Linked DNA regions of Mus musculus: regions 2 and 3 are each linked to region 1. Evidence: chromatin loops called from intact Hi-C (ENCODE). Cell type or tissue: left cerebral cortex. All regions are shown on one strand. Each heading gives the region's core, and the rest is flanking DNA. Links, peaks and the distances in the headings are about the cores only.

The links. A loop is a pair of places that touch in the nucleus more often than their neighbours do. Peaks named below come from ENCODE experiments on the same cell type or tissue, not always from the same donor. Only the 100,000 strongest peaks of a DNase experiment are listed, where the experiment ranks them.
Region 2: a loop joins it to region 1, with 8 times the contacts of the local background. A loop is called at or near these places in 24 of 42 quality-filtered maps.
Region 3: it touches region 1 in a loop (3-fold over the local background); 7 of 42 quality-filtered maps call a loop at or near these places.

What each region holds. Positions count from the first base shown.
Region 1 is chr2:163,855,833-163,861,958 of GRCm38, reverse strand. Kcnk15 (potassium channel, subfamily K, member 15) reads right to left here. Exons shown (of 2, transcript NM_001030292.1): 2 at 3,085-3,776. The coding sequence ends at 3,085. Rims4 (regulating synaptic membrane exocytosis 4) reads left to right here. Exons shown (of 6, transcript NM_183023.2): 6 at 1-2,203. Among named protein-coding and RNA genes, the nearest start is that of Kcnk15, 5.1 kb to the right of the region's middle. In left cerebral cortex, for the core only: a CTCF peak has its summit at 3,274; DNase peaks (open chromatin) are centred at 2,284, 2,677, 2,933, 3,243 and 3 more places; H3K4me3 peaks cover 324 bases; H3K27ac peaks cover 1,566 bases.
Region 2 is chr2:163,948,479-163,954,604 of GRCm38, reverse strand. No RefSeq gene overlaps it. Among named protein-coding and RNA genes, the nearest start is that of Gm35886, 32 kb to the right of the region's middle. In left cerebral cortex, for the core only: a CTCF peak has its summit at 2,630 (motif pointing right); a DNase peak (open chromatin) is centred at 2,637.
Region 3 is chr2:163,915,349-163,921,474 of GRCm38, reverse strand. It overlaps Rims4 (regulating synaptic membrane exocytosis 4), which reads left to right and starts at 2,502. Exons shown (of 6, transcript NM_183023.2): 1 at 2,502-2,888. The coding sequence starts at 2,792. It overlaps Gm35886 (a long non-coding RNA gene), which reads right to left and starts at 2,408. Exons shown (of 3, transcript XR_375201.3): 1 at 1,281-2,408. In left cerebral cortex, for the core only: no CTCF peak of the experiment used is centred there; DNase peaks (open chromatin) are centred at 2,114, 2,408, 2,889, 4,596 and 1 more place; H3K4me3 peaks cover 2,563 bases; H3K27ac peaks cover 2,227 bases.

The DNA.
Region 1 (6,126 bases), core at 1,302-5,301:
CAGTTAGCCATCACCCCATTTTTTCAACAGTGTGATATCCTCACTGTTAGGTTATTACTCGCTGTTTGGAATATTTTGAGCCAGGAGGGCACCTTCCCTCTCCAGCTGTCACTGCTGTGGTTGTTCAGGGTGGGACAGAGCCTGGCTGTCACGACCAGGGGGGAGAGACTCAGCTCTAATTTGAGAGAGAGAGAGAGAGAGAGAGAGAGAGAGAGAGAGAGAGAGAGAGAGAGCATGATAGCACCAAGGAGCACTGACTCCAAAGCAATAACACCCTGAGGTGGTCAGTGAGACCCCTCAGTGACTTTCTTGTTTGTTCTGTGAAATCTCGCTCACCTCCTGGAGGGGTAGAGTGAGGGGCTGGAGCCCCATTTCTTGTACCATTGTAAGCGTGTGCCCCACTTCCAAGGGGCTGTGACCACTGGGTGTGGGAGCCATTTCTGTCCTCACCAAAGGACTCGGGGCAGAGTGATTTTCATCCATAGCTTCGGGGACCAACAAGCCCAGCCTGTTCCCACTGCTGTCTGACCCTCTGTCAACTCAAACTCTGCCATCAGGAAAGGAGCAGAGGGGGTGGAGTTGGGGGCCCTTTCTGGTGCTGTGTCTCTAAGGGTGTTTCTTTTTTTTTCCCCTCTGGACAAAAGTCATGTATAGGACTGCCATGTAAAGGGGCCATCTCCATTTTCCTCACCCAGAATGCCTCTGCGTTCTGAAGGGAAGGGCCTGTAGATTTTTAGCCCATTTGCATTTTTAAAAAGAATACTAAGGCCCTGCGTGAGGAGAGCCAACGTGGGGTCCTTGGTATGTCCGGTGGCATTTCCGCCTAGGGGTCCCCTTCATGTCTCATGCTGAGCCAGAGTCAGGGAAGGATGAAGGGGACAGCCATTTCTCATCCTTTCTGCTGCTTTTCTTTGGAGCCTCCTGGTGGCTCCCAGTTATGTCAGGACAAAGCTGTAGCTCATCTGAGAGGTTAGGAAACTCGGGCCACAGCAGGCCTCTCAGCAACATGCACTGGGGGACAAAGCTGGGAGACCACTGCTCAAGGGCAGGTTGGCCACCATCATTATTTCCAGCCGTTAGGCACAGGTGGCCCTGCCCTGCTTGGCTCTCTTCTGGGAGAAGAGGGTGGTTACAGGGAGGGGTGCCAGGTTGTCTGGGGTCTCCTGGGCAATTTCTCCAGGGATCATGAGCGGAAGGGTTTTAGGCTGGGTTGTTACCTCTCCAGGTCCAGCTGGGAGTGGGTTGCCAACAAACAAGCTACTTCCTGGGTTTGTAGAGTAGGGGGGGGGCTCAGGGGAGTCCTCTCTAACCTTCAGAGGCGATAGCAACCCCTTCCCATAGCACCTCCCACAGCGTGTCCCCCGTGATTTTACTCTGACCCCCATAAGAACCCCAAATAGCAAGCAAAGGGATGCCTGTATTGACAGCCTTGTTTTCAGAAGGGAACGGAGGAGGTCCAATGAGAGAGGGGGGGGGAGAGAGAGAGAGAGGGAGAGAAAGAAAGAGAGAGAGAGAGAGAGAGAGAGAGGTGCTTGCTCAAGTTGTGACTTTGAAAGTGCCAGCTCGTTCTCCGGTGGTTCACAGCACAGGTGTGCAAGCACGTTAGCAGAGGCGGTTAAGTGGTTCACATGTGATTCACCACCGGGTTCCTTCTTGAGCACTTTGGGGTTCAGAAACAGCACAGGGGCTCCCACACTCTCCCAAGGCAGAGCTGTTGCACCAGGCAAGGTCACCTGCATTTATTTATTGAGCAACAGCGAGTGCTACACCAGGCCCAGAGCCTTAGACCCCTTTCCTGTCCCCTGCAATGGCTCTCTTGGCCCTCCAAGAGGGCCTGTGTCTGCAAAACAGGACCTTAGTGGACAGAGAGTTTCTATAGGCTTGCCTAGCAAGCCCAAGGGTTTTTTTCCTTTCAGCAAGAGAGCCTGTGTGGGCTGGGTGGGAGGCTAGAAGTAGACATAGGTGTTACCTCTGAGTCCTTTGTGCCATCCTGCAAGGTGACAGGAAGATGGGACCCCAGAGTCCTTGGGCTGGGAGCCTCCCTTCATCTACCCACCTTTCCCTGTGTCCTCTTGGGGAGCAGGAACGGCCTGGTCCTCCAGGGAGGGAGGGTTTGGGGTGCGTCTGAGTTGGAGTGGGTCACATGGCATTGTATTCATGACCACATAGCTCATGTTGGAAATTAAAGTTTTTGGCTTTTCTACCCTGGTTTTGCTCTTGCTTTACTCAGGGACAGTTCTACCTGAGAAGATAAAGGATACTGGTCTTTTAAGTGGTGAGCTCTCTAGGATGCTAAGATGCCTCCACCAGGCTCATGAACATCCTCTGTGCCTGCATCAGGAAGCTGTGCCACTGGTGCCCGTGTAAAGCAGGCTCTTCAGAAGCACCCTGTTCTACTGAAGGGGAAGCTAAGGCCCAGGAAAGGGATGAGAGTCCTAGTGATATATCACCAATGATAGGGTGGGGTCCAGTACGAAACTCATCCCACAGCACTGAGCTGCCTATAGGTAGTGATAGTGAGGAGGCCATCCCTTCACCCAAAAGGGGCTAGCCAGGGACACGGCATCTGTTTGACAGCGGGGACAACCGTTTATACATTTACACATTCCACATTTTCATGCAGAGCAAAGAAAATGCAGTCATCTATATAGTGCAAAATTTTCCATAAATTCCCTTCACCCTGTCCATCTCCGTGCTTCTAGCATGAACATCCAGACTTCCTGGTAGAATTCTGGTGTTTAAAGTCATACCTCTCCCCCTGCGGGATATCCTGTATCCTCTTCAGAGCAGAAACTAGCCTCTTGTTGCCTTGTGAAGGACCCCATAAGGATGCTTGACCTGGGTATCGCCCCTCCTAGGGGCTGATGGCCAGGTTTTCCTACAAGTTTAGACTAAACAGTTTACACCACCGGGTGGCTGTACAGTCGGCTTCTGCTGTTAGTGCAGCTTTCATATATATCTAGAAGGGATGGTACACAGATGGTGACAGGAGCCTCAACTCCCCTCCAAGCCCGAAAGAAGGGTGGGTTTGCTAACAGGAGGAGCTAGACATTGGCCAGGCCTAGCCAGGGTAGGGAAGGACTATCAGATGGACTTCCTCCGGGCTCGGGGTCTGTCTGGGCTGCTGTGGCAATGATGCGTGGCTTCTGGGCTCAAGGGGGGTGAGAAGGCCGGGTTGTCACGGGCCCAGGTCTCCAGCTGATGGAAGGGGTAGGGGATGCAGGTGGAGGCGCCGGCGCGGACGCGGCTCTCGGGCGCCCCCCTGCGGAACACGCTGACACGGCGGTGGACTGCGCGTTCCGGGGCGTCGGAGCTGGCGAGGAAGCGCAGGACCACCAGGTTGAGGAAGGCACCGATGACCGTGAGCCCGAGCAGGATGTAGAGGAAGCTGAAGGCCACGTAGGGCGGCTTCCTCTGCAGCGCCTCATCTCTCTGCAACGCCACGAAGTCGCCGAAGCCTATGGTGGTGAGAGTGATGAAGCAGTAGTAGTAGGCGTGGAAGAAGGTCCAGCCCTCGAAGTGCGCGAAGGCAATGGCACCTAGGGCCAGGGTGGCTGCGCAGAGCAGCAGCCCGGCCACCACCATGTTCTCAGCAGAGACGTGCGGCCGCCGCAGGCCCAGGCAGCGCTTGGCTGTCAGCAGCAGACACCGCACCAGTGTGTTTAGACGCTCGCCCAGGCTCTGGAAGGTGACCAGCGTCAGGGGTATGCCCAGGAGGGCATAGAACATGCAGAACACTTTGCCCGAGTCCGTGCCCGGCGCGGCATGACCATACCCTGTGTGGGAAGAGAGATAGTGTTCTGAGAGCCCACTCTAGCCCAACGCACTACCGACCCCGGGCCTACCTGTCCCCAGGAGCTCCAAGCCAAACCTATGCCATTCCTGCACTCTGAACTCCTGCGTGGCTACTCAGAACCCAGGTATCCCTCCCCCTAGGGGTGAATAATCCACACATGGTCATTCAGAACCTCAGAATTCAGTTGGGCCAACTTCTGTTCCCAGAGATAGCAAAGAATGGATTTTAACAGAATTTTGCCCAGTGGAGGAGGCCCAACCCCAAAGCATGGACCCAAAGACAGGATGCTCTGGCAGAATAGCTCTGTAGCTGCTTGCCCTAGCGGTTGAAGGGTGTGAAGAATTTGGGTGATACGGGAGGGGTCCTGTGGCTTGGTGTGCATGTATCTGTCAGGTGCTCTGACAACCTACAGAGTACAGAAAAACGTCGATCTTAGCAAGTTATGTGTTGGTAGGGGGGACAGGAGACACATCTTCAGTGGCTTCTTAGTACCCGAAGGGTAAGGACCCAGTTCTCACATGGAACCCCCAGCTCCTTCTCTCTCCCACTCTCCAGCCTCACCCCTCTCCCCACCTCCCCGCTCTCCAGACGTATGCTTCCTCTCTCTTCTATGCTTGCCAGTGTCACCCCTCCTTTTACTACCCCACTCCCCAGCCTCACCCCTCCTCTCTCCTCCCCACTCCTCAACCTCACCCGTCCTCTCTCCTCTCCACTCCCCAGCCTCACCCCTCCTCTCTCCTCTCCACTCCCCAGCCTCACCCCTCCTCTCTCCTCTCCACTCCCCAACCTCAGCCATCCTTCTAACCCCCAGTCTCCAGATTCACCCCTTTTATCGGATCTTCTTTAGGTACAGCCCGATGGGTCCCTACTAGAAAGCCACTTCTACACGTGCCTTCTTTCATGTTTTCCTCTTCCTTGGACTGGCTTCTCTCCCCCTTTCCAGGTCCATGCTCCCCTCAAATCCCTCCTTAACTTTTGCCACCCTGTCGGCCTTCAGGAAATACCCATCGGCTCTGGGTATCTCTGGTGCTAGCATTGCTCACTGATCCCCTCATGGATGCAGGCATGTGTGGGCTTCCCTGAGCCTTGTGTCACTGTGCCATTGAGGAAATGTGTGGGTGTGTCTCTTTCGGGAGAGAGCGACAATAGCTTACATGGGCCCATAACCAGGGAGAAGTAAGGGGGTCCATCACTCATAGAGAGCACCCCTCCTCCAGCAGACCTATCCTGTCTGCCCAAAGGTAAGACATACAGAGCCCTAGACCTCTGCAGCTTTACATTGTTAGCCCCCTGGTACATAGGGGCTGCCACCGCTGTCATGGCAAAAGTCATAAACAAGCCCCTGGCCATCAATAGAGGAAGCCTGGTTAGATTCATATCAGCACCATCCAGATGACAGAACACTACACTAGACCACAGTGGCCTTGTCACTATGGTCACATCTGACAATACCTAAGGAAGCTGTTAGTTTTCTCTACTAGGGGATGGGAATGGCTGTGTGTATACGTCATAATGTTGTACGTTGTTGACAGAGACAGAGGCTGGAGATGCTATCAACATCTTATAGGGCATAGGACAGGGAGCTGGTGAGATGGCTCAGCAGTTAAGAACACCGACTGTTCTTCCAAAGGTCCTGAGTTCAAATCCCAGCAACCACATGGTAGTGAGATCTGATGCCATCTTCTGGAGTGTCTGAAGACAGCTACAGTGTACTTACATATAATAAATAAATAAATAAATAAATAAGGCATAGGACAGGCCCTGTAACAGAATTAACTGGGTCAAGATGTCAGTACTTCTAAGGTTGAGAAGCCCTGATATTCAGCCTTTAAAAAAGGACATGGCTCTTTAGGGTTGAGATAGGAAAAGCACTAAGATATACTAAATCAGGGTCTGGGATACAGCTCAATTGAGAGCATCTGAATAGTGTGCCTGATGTCCCAGGTTCAATTTCCAGTGCCACATAAAAGACAAGCATGGTAGCACACACCTGTAAGTCCCCAGCACTTGGGAGACTGAGGCAGGAAGACCCTAAGTTCTCTGTTATTCTCAGCCACATAGTGATCACAAAGACAGTCTGGGCTACACGAGGTCCTGTCTCAAAAAACTACTAAATGCAAAGAGCAGAAATAGCTAGGATATAGATCTACTACCCATATGTCGTATGTGATGCCTGAAGGAACATGTACACAGAGCATGTAGCTGGAAGTGTGCCAGAGATAGGTAAGGTGTATGTGAGCCAGGGAGATGAAAGGGTGGGTCAAGAGACAGGATAGAGACTCGGAAAGACCAAGATGACATGTGGAGTCTAGAATTTTTTTTAAAGAGAC
Region 2 (6,126 bases), core at 658-4,657, 93 kb before region 1:
GGACAGCTGCTGTCGTCTCTCAGAGGCGAAAATACATAAGCTGAGCTCCTGGGACGCTGGTGAAAAATTGGAATGTCAATGTGTTTGTTGATAACAAGAAATAAAATTGTTGCGCAGACAGGAATCGCCTCCTCAGCTTGAAGGCAGAACCAAGGAAAAAGCCAAATGATACTCGGGAGGTAGCTGGTGCGCGTGCGTCTGTTCCACAGGCTCAGCCGAGAGCTGTCAGATACCAAACATCGTTCTGAACACAGGGAGAAGAATTCATAAGAAGGACTGGTCCTCATCCACAGATCCTGAAGTGCAGAGGAAGGCAGGCCATGAATAGATGATCAGACTTCTGGGCTCAGAGAGAAAGGCCTTGAATATGTTAGCTTTAACTTTTTCTCTGAACTCACTAAAATAACAGGCCGTAGATCTTGTAAACTGCAATTCACTAAGACAGGGGCCAACATATGGTGACCTGTGGCTTAAATCTACTTGCTGCTAATTCATCTGTGGTCCATAGGGCGAGGATGGTTTTACGTTCCCAGATGACTGTAGAAAAGCAATCAAAGGGGTAGTAACATTTTACGATATGTGAACATGATGCAAAGTTTGGACTCAGGGCTCCTAAATTAGGTCTTTTTGGATCACAGCCACGTGCCCTAGCAGGTGGGCCATGCATTGTTTATGGCTGCTCTTGTGTCACAGTGACAGAGACAAACTCAAGCAGCAGAGACCTCATGGTGGGCAGAGTTTGCCAACCCCTGCTGGAGAGCATCCCCGTGCCAGAGACCTTTATGCCACCTGCGTTATCCACTGCCCTGTAGAGCAGTTGGCTGAGGCTACATGTGGCCATCAGACACTTTGAAGGATGGCTAGTACAGATGTGAGGTGAACTTTTAAGTCTAAACATCTGCATGTGGCTTGTGGGTACCATATTGCATACCACAGCTGTGGTGAGCAAGAAGGCCATGTTGCCATACACCAAGCATAGGGGAAGACAGTGAAGACCTTCTTTCTTCACATCGCAAGAAGGTACTTAGTGGAAGTTCCCCAGACAGGCCTGGAACTCACTCTGTAGATCAGGTTGGCCTTAAACTCAGAGATCTGTCTACCTCTACCTCTACCTCCACCCCCCAAGTGCTGGGATAAGGTTTGTATCACCACCAGCCAGCAATAATGTATTTTTTAAAGGGTCAAAAATCATCCTTGGTAACATTCTCTTTAGAGCTACCCACGGATGGGGAGCACAAAGGATGCTCAACACACACACACACACACACACACACACCCACACCCCATGGCAGATTCTTAATTCCAAGATATAGCTACTATTATTTTAAAGGCCTTCATTAAAACTTTGAAATGCTTTTCTTGGTTTCCATAGGATCTTTGGAGGAAGGAAAGGAGAGCAGACATACTCAATAAGCCCCTTGGTGCCCACACTCAGCTTTCTTTCACCAAATACGTATGTGCACAACACATAGGCATCATGGACCAGTTAGAGAAATGCAAAGGGGGCAGCAGTCACCCACGATCTCATTGCTAATGTGGTGAGCTTCATTACAGAAAGCACCCCGCACTTAAATAAATAAATAAACACACACACACACACACACACACACACACACACACACAGGCCTTTCCATAGATAATTATATGGATAAGGATATGTGTATACACAGCTTTAAATAGATGGGGTCAGACTGCGCATGTATTTCTTTTTGATTGTGTGTGTGTGTGTGTATGTTGTAGTTATAAGTGGTGAAGGTATGTATGCGCCTATGCACACACATATATAGGCCAGAGGAAGACATCAGGTGTCCTTGTCTGTCACCCCCTGTATTATTCTCTGGAGACAGAGTCTCTCCTTAGGTGTGCAGCTAGGCTGGGAGTCAGCAAGCTCCCAGCAGTCCTCTGGTCTTCGCCCAACTCCACCTCAGCCTGCGTTCCACCAGAGCATGAGGGCGGCAGGTATGTGTGAGCATGCTGAGCTTGTAACCTGGGTGCCGGGGTGAATACTCAGGCTCTCATGCTTGCTCAACAAACATCCTTAGCTACTGAGTCATCCTCTCAGCTCCCGGACTATACATTTGTTGTAATTGTTTATTTAGATGGTAGAGTGCTTTATTGAACTGAGTTGTGATTGTTTTTTTTTTTAATTTTGAATTAATCAATATATCGTGTTGACCTTTCAAATGAATACTAGGAATTCAAGCAAGATTATGATGATGATGATGACGACGATGACGATGACGATGATGGTGGTGATTGTTATTCTCAATGCACAGGAAAGCGAGCTGAGAGACAGACAACCCAAGCCTATCTGAGACCGCACATGGTAAGAGAAGGAGAAATCTCCCAGAAGAACTTCATCTTTAAGGATGTCATCTCTGGGAGTGGCAAACCCTGCCACGCAGCCAGGAGGAGCAGTCTTCTCGTCTTCATTGTATTTACTTGCAAACCAGCAGTAACTCCATAGAGAATTTACATCAGAGGCGCATCCAACCCATGCACTAAGGTGCAGCTTCAACTGAACTGTCCCTGTCAGAGGCAGCAATTCAGTGCCTTCTGGATTCTTGCCTGTTTTGTGTTTTATGGGAGCCATTGACCAATCTTTTCACTAAGCCCACAGACAGCAACTCGCCACTAGGTGTCTCCATGGTGCCCACATGTACAGCCGTCAAGAGGAAGGAGAGCTATTCACACACTAAGGGTGACCAATCACCCTGCCCATCTTACACAACTGGAGGAAAGTGAGAAGATTGTAATGGAAGGCCAAAAAAGGACTCCATGGGGTCAGATCCAGGACTTAACTCATCTCCAGGCCCCGAGAGTCCTACTCACCATCATAGAATTATGTTCCCACAGCAGTGCTACCCATGACAGGGTCAAGGACGCCTCACACAGGCAGGCCCATGTCTGTAGGAGCAAGTGGCTCTCACACTCCCACACAGAAACATCAACACCAGCTTTGTCAGACCTGGAGAAAACTGTTAAAGGTTCACACAGTCATGGTACCCAAGTAGATGATGAATCAAGAAAACACAACTTAAATGCAGCCCTTACCCGCATGGAACCTAAGACGGAGACAGAGTCTGAATAGCCCAGTTTAGCATCACAGACCTGTCTGCGAAGACCAAGGGAGGAGTGTTTTGTCATCCTGGATTTCTTGTTTGACTCTCTAAAAACTCTGGTTGAACAAAAGCTAAAGGGAACTGACTGATACAGTTCTCTGTTTCTCCATCTCCGTCTCTGTCTCCATCTCCGTCTCCGTCTCTGTCTCTGTATCTCTCTGACTCTGTATCTCTCTCTGAAACTAACTCCCTGGAACTCACTGCCAGGCTTCCAATGGCCTCTAACTCCAGATCCTCTTGCCCCAACCTCCCTAGGACTGGGATTACCGGCATGCACCGGCATGCCTGGCCCTAGGAATATAGTCCCTTTTAAATTTTTTTCTAAAATAGTTACAAGAATCACTAAACAAATATGATTACAACTTCCATAATCAAACAACAAACTGACGACAGAACAGGACCTGACTTCCTGAGTCACCACATTGTAACAGTCAAATGTCCAGTTTCATTTTTTAAAAATTTTTTTAGTTAGTAACTCATTTTGTGTGTGCTTGTTTGTAGGGCAATGCATGTGGACACACCACAGCACATGTGTGGAAGTCAGAGGGCAGCTTGCAGGTTCAGATACTCTCCTTCCACTATGCGGGTCCTGGGATCCAAATCAGGTCACCAAGGCCTTTAACCACTGAGCCATCTTACCAGCCCCAGTTGTCCAGTTTTTAACAAAAGGACATGTGTGCACATACACATACATCTTTAAGATCACCAGGCATACAAGGAAACTGACCAAGAACCCCCAGAGAACTAAATAAAGTGACAGAAGCTAGTCACCAAAGCCAGCTGTAAGCCAGGCAGTGGTGGCACCTGGGAGGCAGAGGTAGGAAGATTTCTGAGTTTGAGGCCAGCCTGGTCTATAGAGAGTATTATAGATCATCCAAGGCGACACAGAGAAACCCTGCCTTGAAAAACCAAGAGGAAAAAAGGTGACCTATCTTAAATGTCCTCAAAGGGACAAAGGAAACAAAACAGAATTTAGAATTACACAGAAAGCCTGGAGCTGAGGGGCCAGCCAGGGCTTAGTAGGTAAGGGTGCTTGCTATCAAGAATGACAACCTGAATTTGGCGATTAGGAGCCTACATAGTGGAAGGAGGGAACTAACCCATCAATGTTGTCCTCTGACTCCACATGTATGGCATGACACACATACACATGCATCCATAGGTGGGAGGCATGGAAGTTCTTGTGCTAACATATGAGCACAAGAGGAACCAGGAATGTTAAATATACAGGGTTGTCTCCTTTAAAGGGAGAGATGCTTAGCTTGTTTTCCACCCAGATGTCTGGGAGTGGACGTGGCTAATAGCCTGGTGAATCGGGTGCTATCTGTGTAGCAGAGACCACACCACATCCTTCCCAGACCCTTACCATGAGCTGGTCTTTCTTTCTCAGCTAATGTATGGAATCTATCTATATAAAAGATGTCACATGAACTTTGAAAGGACGCTTTAATGCAGTCATGTCTTAAGCTTTGTTGTGCACATGGGATTGAGTTAATTATCACCAGGAAAAATTCTCGACAAATTGTGCTGTGCTTACATATGCCTAAAATAAACTACTTGGGGTCAGACGTTTGAAGTTTGAACCAACAGCAGCTACTGAGTCAGTCTGAACCGAAATACTTCCTTGCCTCCCATGGATCATTGCTCTGCTGGCTGTCATGGTCACAGACGCACATACATGCACACACATACATACACACACACACATGTAAAGCTTGTCACTCTTTGCTTTAAAACTTGGAATTGAAAAGTATAATAAAAATTAAAAATGTCTAAGCCCTGATTTTATCAAAATCTCTGGTGAACAAATTCCATCACTGGCCTTCCTTCTCCTCTTCCTCCTCTTCTTCTTCCTCCTCTTCCTCCTTTTCCTTCTCCTCCTCTTCCTCTTCCTCCTTTTCCTTCTCCTCCTCTTCCTCTTCTTCCTCTTCCTTCTCTTCCTCCTCTTCCTCCTCCTCTTCTTTCTTTTAGACAAAATCTCACTGTCTAGCTCTAGCTGGACTGGAACTCACTATGTAGACTAGGCTGGCCTTTAATTCACAGAGATCTGTTTGCCTTCGCCTCCTAAGTGCTGGGATTAAAGTTGTGTTCCACCGTTCCTGTCCCTCAACATTGGCCTTCAAATTTCTGTCGGCATTGGGAGCCCATGTCTCAGCTCTGGCTTAGGAGACAGGGAGCTGTGGGTCTGATGCACAGGTACACTGAAAATTTGGGAAGCGTTAAGATCTGTTCCCCAGGCCACAAGAACCAGAACGTTCAAGGATAGGTCCTGGGTGTGGGTAGCAGCATTTTGAGCAAACTTCCTTTTTAGTTCTGATGACCAGACAAATCTAGACACCATGGACAGTCCCATGCTGTTCAAACATCATGATAGCCTTTTTTTTTTTTTTAACAGAAATATGGAGGCTCCAGACCCACAGTGTAGGTTAATAAAACTTGTCTGTTGTTCATCCGTGAGGCTATTGATCCTGAGTTACTGCACCATGAGTTGGGACAGCAAAATGTTTGCTTTGTCCTGTAAGCCTACCATCCACCTCATAAATATATATTCATAGATGACTTCCTTATAATGCACAGTGCAGAACCCCCAGGGGGCTACTCACTACCTGAGGCAGCCCACTCCAGTCTCTCTTGGGATGTTTAGTTTGCTAAACTGCTGGTCAAACTACCTGTCTTGACTGAATTCTTTCCTTCAAGGAGGCAAGAGCTGAGAGACCTTCATAGCATATCAAGATATAGGTGGGACAGTGATAGAGCTCTCTGGGACTCTCCAGTCTTCCTCACACAGATGGACACGTGCGCGCACATACACACACACACACACACACACACACACACACACACACACACACACACACACACACACCACACCACACTCAGCCAGCACAGGCCATTTCCCTTCCCCTTTTGCTTTCTGCCTGGAGTGTAGGTGAGATTTCTGGAAGCTGGGCAGCCATCTTGTGACTGTGAGGATGAGAGCCCGGCTCCTGAAGACTGAGGAGAG
Region 3 (6,126 bases), core at 658-4,657, 60 kb before region 1:
GGGCTCCTTCATCCAACCTACATAAGTTAGTTAAATTAGTACCACTTTTTACCTAGTACCCTACTAGGCCCTGGGGCAGAGAGAGAGAGAGAGAGAGAGAGAGAGAGAGAGAGAGAGAGAGAGAGAGAGAGAGAGAGAGAGATCCACCTTCTGCACACATGGGATGGCTCAGACAGTGACTAGAGCGACACAGAAAATAAAGCTCAGGAGATTTTGCCATCTCGGGGAGGTGCCTGAAGGAGGCCTTTACTGCAGAGGTGCTATCTGCGTGAATGTCCGTGAGAGCAAGCCCTGTGGCTTTCTGGAGAGTATTTCTGGCAGAGGGAAGAGAAATTCCTTTGGGTCTGAAGCCAAGTGAGCCACAGGGATATGAGGGAGATGAGGACAAGAGGTGGCCGAGCACACAGTTGGGACCTTGTGGCATCTGGACTCTGACCCTGAATGAAATGAGAGCTGTGATGAATTGGGACAGAGAAGTGGTCAGCTTCTGAGTATATGTTGGGCATAGAGGAGTCACTGATGGACACACATACACCACACACATACACATACACACACACACACAAACAGAGAAAGAGAGAGAGAGAGGAGAGAGAGAGAGAAGAGAACGCGCTCGGAGATGTATGGTGTCTGAATGACTAGAAGGAGTGAGGTTCTGGGGTGTCTACGAGCAGAACATTCTCATACTTCTATTGCTCTCAAGGTCAGAGTTGGCTTCCTGGAAAGGGGAAGAGGCTCGAGTAGCACCCCCTTTGTGTCAGGTACTCAGCGAGGGGACAGAATTGGTCCAAGGACCTAGTCTACCCTTACATAATTCCCTTTGACTGTGTGGAACTAGGGAAAGACATCACCGCCGTGATCAAGTTACAAGACGACATAAAGGATAAAGGAGGGGGTACCCTTTGGGGGACAACCCAGCAGGGAGTTAGAGAGAGGGGAGGATGAGAAAGGCCTGTCAGTCCTGTGGTAGCGTTGAAGATGGAGAGCCCATGTGTACGGGCCCAGGACCATTTGCAGATGTTGAGATGCCAGCACACACGGACTTCAGTCCTACATTTGCAAGGAACTGAATCTTGCTGGCACCTGAATCATCATGGAATCCGACTCTTCTCCAAAGCCGGCAGTGACAAGCCACCCCTCGCTAATACTTTGTAACATTCTAAGCAGAGAACCCAGCTCAGCTGCACAGACTTACAATCTAGACAGATTGCACACTAATAAAGGTCTGTTGCTTTTAAGCCTCTTGGTTGGCTATGAATGAACAGAAAATAAATACTCACAACCATCCAAAACAGAGGGTTCCTGCTGTCATCGCTCCGATGAAGAAGTAGGTTAGTGAGATGGAGGGGCTCCCTCTAGGTCCCTCGGAAAGGAGGGACTGAGCAGTCCTTTCCTGAGGCCATTTCAGAGGGCTGCTTCACGGGAGGGGGAGAGCAATTAGAAAGGATTGCTGCTTCTGCTGGTAGAGTGGACCTCTGGTCATTCAGGTTTGGAGGGCAGAGGAGGTTTGCAATTGAGTGTATCTCTTTATACCCAGGCTCTGATAATCTGTCCCTATGGGTGTGAATCGGGGGACCATGGGCATCAGGATGTGTCTGAGAGTGTGTGCCAGTGTAAGCCTGCAGCAATGTCTCAGGATCTTGAGTCTGAGGGTGTCTGTGCACCAGAATGAATCCATCCCTGTGAGTGACTCAGTCTGTACGGCTGTGTCTATAGGTATGAGTGTTCTGAGGGTGACTGTCCCAGTTTTGGGGACAGATCACTACAGGAGGAGGGGTGCTAATGTTCCCTCTCTGTGAGAGACTCCCAGGATATGTCTGCAAGCAAGTGTGGGTGCACGAAAAGGTGTGTGTCTGTCCAAACTTCTGTGGGGTTTGTGGGGTCTGAGGGTCTCCAATATGTGGGAGGACATGTCCTGCCCGCCTGTTGCTCCCTGTGACTCTGCAGGTCTCTGTGTACCCTCTGAAGTTGCCAGTGGGTATATCTGCTCCTATGTCAGAAAGAGTCACTGTGTGTCTATAGAGTGTCTGTCTGTTCAGGTATCCGTGAAGGTGTTTGTCCAGGTGTCCCTCTGTCCCCGAGTGTGAGGGAGTCCGAGATCTCTCTTGCCGAGCGAATACATCCTTGTGGGTGCTTGTGGGTGAATGCAGGTTTCTTGGATTTCTTGGACTGTGTCCCTCTGGGAGCCTCAGGGTATCTGGGTGAGGCCTGCATGAATCGGGGTTACTGGACACCTGCCTCTGGAGTGAGTCTGAGGACTCACAGTCACGGGTCAGAGCGGGCACCGGAGGTTCAGCCGCAGCAGCCGGGCGCAGACAGCCTTGCGGCGGGCTCGTGCACCTGCCCGGTTGGCAGCGGCGGCAGCGGTGGCGGCGCAGCCCGCACCCTCGCGGCTCCCAAGCCCCGCCCGCGGCGCCCCCTCCCCCGGGCCTCGGCGATTGGCTGCGGAGCTCGGCTGCGGCCCGCCCCGCGCGGCAAGCAGGCTGGGGACGCCGCGGGCCAGAGCGCGCTGCGCCGCCGCCGCCACCACCACCACCACCGCCACCACCGCCGCCACCGCCACTGCCTCCGCCACCGCCGCCGCCACCGCCGCGAGCACCTCGCGTCTCGGGCTCCACGCGCCGCCAGTGTCCGGCCCTCTGCGCCCGGCCACCAGCCCCGCCGCCTGCCCGCGGAGCCCCGGGCCGCCGCCACCACGCCGCGCGCCGTACTCCGCGTCAAGAATGGGGCGGCCAAGCTGCCCAAGCCGCCCGCCGCCGCCGCGGCCGAGGCTCCTGGCGCGGGCGCGGGCATGGAGCGCTCGCAGAGCCGCCTCAGCCTGTCCGCCTCCTTCGAGGCGCTCGCCATCTACTTCCCGTGCATGAACTCCTTCGATGATGAGGACGCAGGTGAGCGCGCTGCGGTCCACCCACCCCGGGGGGTTGTCTCCCGGTCCAGAAGCCAGGGACCCTCGGGGACCCGGAGCGCCCGAGAGAGGCGGCCACTGTCTCCGCTGCACTCTCGGTCCCACTCGGATAGATACCCAGGGGCCCCTCCCACTCCCTCAAGACCCCAGGAGTCTAGGAGGAGCTCTGGTCCTGTCCCCCCTCCTGCGCCCCAGGGACCCCTTGAGCATCTGCACTCGTCCTTCTTGCGCAAGTGGGCCCTTGGGTCGCCTGGACCCAAGTCTCCCTATTTATATGCACCTGCAGGATTCCCCCGCGACCCCCTCCCTGACTTGTTTCTCAACAGGATTTGCCACTACCCAAGTCTGGTATATGCCCCCTAGTCAGATTTCGGGTTTTAGGCCGCTTCACCCCTGGTCTTCCGACGTACCCCTGGTCGTTGGAAGCGGCGCATAGACCTGACCTCTCCGAGGTCTTTGTCTTAGCTGCATCCAGAGGCTCCCTGCCCAAGACCCCCTTGTTCAAAGGCCAAAGCCTTGAGTGTCCCGATTTGTTTCTCCATTCCCTTCCCCCACAGGCTGGGGCTCCAGACTCTTGTCAGATTCTGGGGAGCCGCACATAACTGGTCCGGGGTCTGCTGGTCTTTCCTCCCCAAGGAGGTGCAAGGCAGTGTAAGTGCTAACTACAGCAGTGCTACCCTTCAGTGTGTGCCCCTGACTTCAGGTGTTCTTGTCCCTGGAGTGGCCTTTCTGGGTGGGCTGAACCCAGCTGTGGACCTGCAACTCGAACCTGCTTCTAGGCCTGGACACACACACACACACACACACACACACACCACAAAAAAACTGGTAGCCACAGTCCAGGGGTAGAGAGGAAACCAGCTCGTGGATACTGGGACCAGGCAGAGGGTACAGAGAGCAGTGAGTTTGGTTTGGGGTAAAGAAGAAAATCCAACAACAGGTGGGGGTACCTAGAAGGTTTGGGTGAGAGTTCCCCCAAAGAGTGCCAAGATTGGGAGTTAGAGTCCGATTCCAGTCTTTATTCCCTCCGAATAAGCTGTGACCTTGGGCAAATCATGCCAACCTGAGCCTCAGTTTCTTCATCAGGAAGTGCAGATAACACTGCCTCTGATGCTGTGTGGTGGGAGGGTGGAATGAAATGGTTTTTGAACTGATAATTTGGGAATATTTGAAGTCAATGAAGAAGTGGCGGGCGGGAAAGAGGAGTGTGTGTGTGTGTGTGTGTGTGTGTGTGTGTGTTGTGTGTGTGTAGGAACAAGTGGGTTCAATACTGATTAAAATACAGATTAACTCTTAAGAGGAAAAAAAATCATGTATGCACTACCCCAAAATGTTACAGTTTAGGGAATTCAAGAGTTCAGGTTTCTACTCCCTGCCTGCTGGCATTTTCTGTCTTGGTTCTGTTATGGGATGGAGTGGTGGGTGATGGGCTGTCACTTACAGGAAGACAGATAGGAAGAAGAAAGTCCCCCAGAGCCAGGCGGTGAGGGAATGGTAACAGTCAGGGCCAGCACCTGACGGAATTTTTCTCCTGACCTGGAGGTAGGAGTTGGGAGTTAAGATGGTTGTTACCCATGCAGCCTATGGTTTCACCATCTCACAGACCAAATACCTGAGGCTCGGGAGCTCAGCTTCCCAGTCATAGAGCTGAGGAGTTATCCATATTCTAAGCAAGACCAGGTGAGGTGGAATCGGGGCGGGGTCCCTGATGCAGTGGCCTCTACTGCAGCCAACTCAGAGAGAGGAGATCAGGCTGGCTGTAGGGATGGGAGCTAGGGTAGGGGGAGTCTTGGAGCATCTGTGAAGATAGAGCCGGCAGGGCCCTCTCCCAAAGTTCCTCCGGCCACTTACTTGTGTCTCAAGAGACCAGCTGGGTGGGAGGGCAAGGAACACAGGTGTGTAGGAGCAACTGAGACAGGCTTTTTCTCCGAAGTCATGCTGCGCTCATTGTGGGCCGGACACCTTGGCTCTTATTGCCGGACCTGCTTTAGGTTTCAGTTGAGTCAAAGACAACTTCATTGATGCTATTAACAGAATTTCTAACCCTCAGTCTAATTCCCCCTTCTAAGCAAGCTTTTTCCAGTTCTTAGGTTTCACTTGTAAGAGACCTAGAGATCACCTTCTTCAGCCCTCCTGGGCCCCAAACCTGTCGGGGTGGGGGTTGTGTATATGAGGCTAGGTGTATAGATGACCGAGGCCCTGGTGGGAGGTATGTATTTGTCTATGTGCATGCATGTGTAAGCCAAGGTCATCTGGTGTCTCCTGCACAACGCTGAGAGCAGAACTAGGATCTTGGCTCTCTTCAGAACACCAGTGGCTTCTCTTGCTGGAGGAGGATTTAAAAAAAAAAAAAAAAAGCCAGATCTCACTGTGCAGAAAATGGTTCCCAGGTGAGGAGGCCTTGGGGAGCAGTTGGCAGCTCAGGGCTCTGTTTGGACATCTCAGGCTCCCTCTCTGCCCATCCCTGTGACTCCCTGGAGCTTGGGAGGTACAGGGAGAAAGTCTGCTTCCATCTCCAGAAGAATAATCAGGAGCGTTGGTGGAAGTTGGAAGTAAGGACCATTGTCTGGGTGTTTAATTTCTCTTGATCGTCTCATTCATTTTCTCCTAAAAGAAACCTTTTGGGTTTATTTTCTTTAAAACAGCACTGAGCTGAAGTAATTTCTAAAGACTGTAGACTAGGGCCCGGGGTCCTGCACAGGGGTTGGCCTAACCAGAGGCGATCCGCGCAGACTTGGCTCTTCTGGCTTCCTCCTCTCTCCTGCTGGCCCCTTTTTTACTGTCTGTCCTTGGCGGCTCCATTTCTGAAGTGTGTCCCTGACAGGCTTCAGGCTCACACGAGAGCCTCCCCTTTAGTTACTGCTTCCAACTCATGTCGACACAATCTTTCCCCCATCCATTGGATGAGGCCAGAGCCATCTTCAAGGTTCTCGTGCTGTCTCCAGCTAGCTTCCTGAGTCATAGGCTGAGGAGGAGACTTCTTGTTAGCTTTAAACGGGGCAGAGCAGATCTCTGCTTTGGACTTAGGAGTGTCGGGCGGTGGGGTAGGAAGAAGAGGCTGGCTTCTCTTCCTCTGGCTCCCAGGGAAAGGATCACCACAGGCCACCACAGTGCCCGTCAGGAGGAATCTTGCCTCTGATATTCTGGATCCCTCTCAGATGTTGCTAGTGCTTTGCCTTGTTCCCAAGGACGCTGGGGCTTTAGAGAGGCAGGCACTCAGG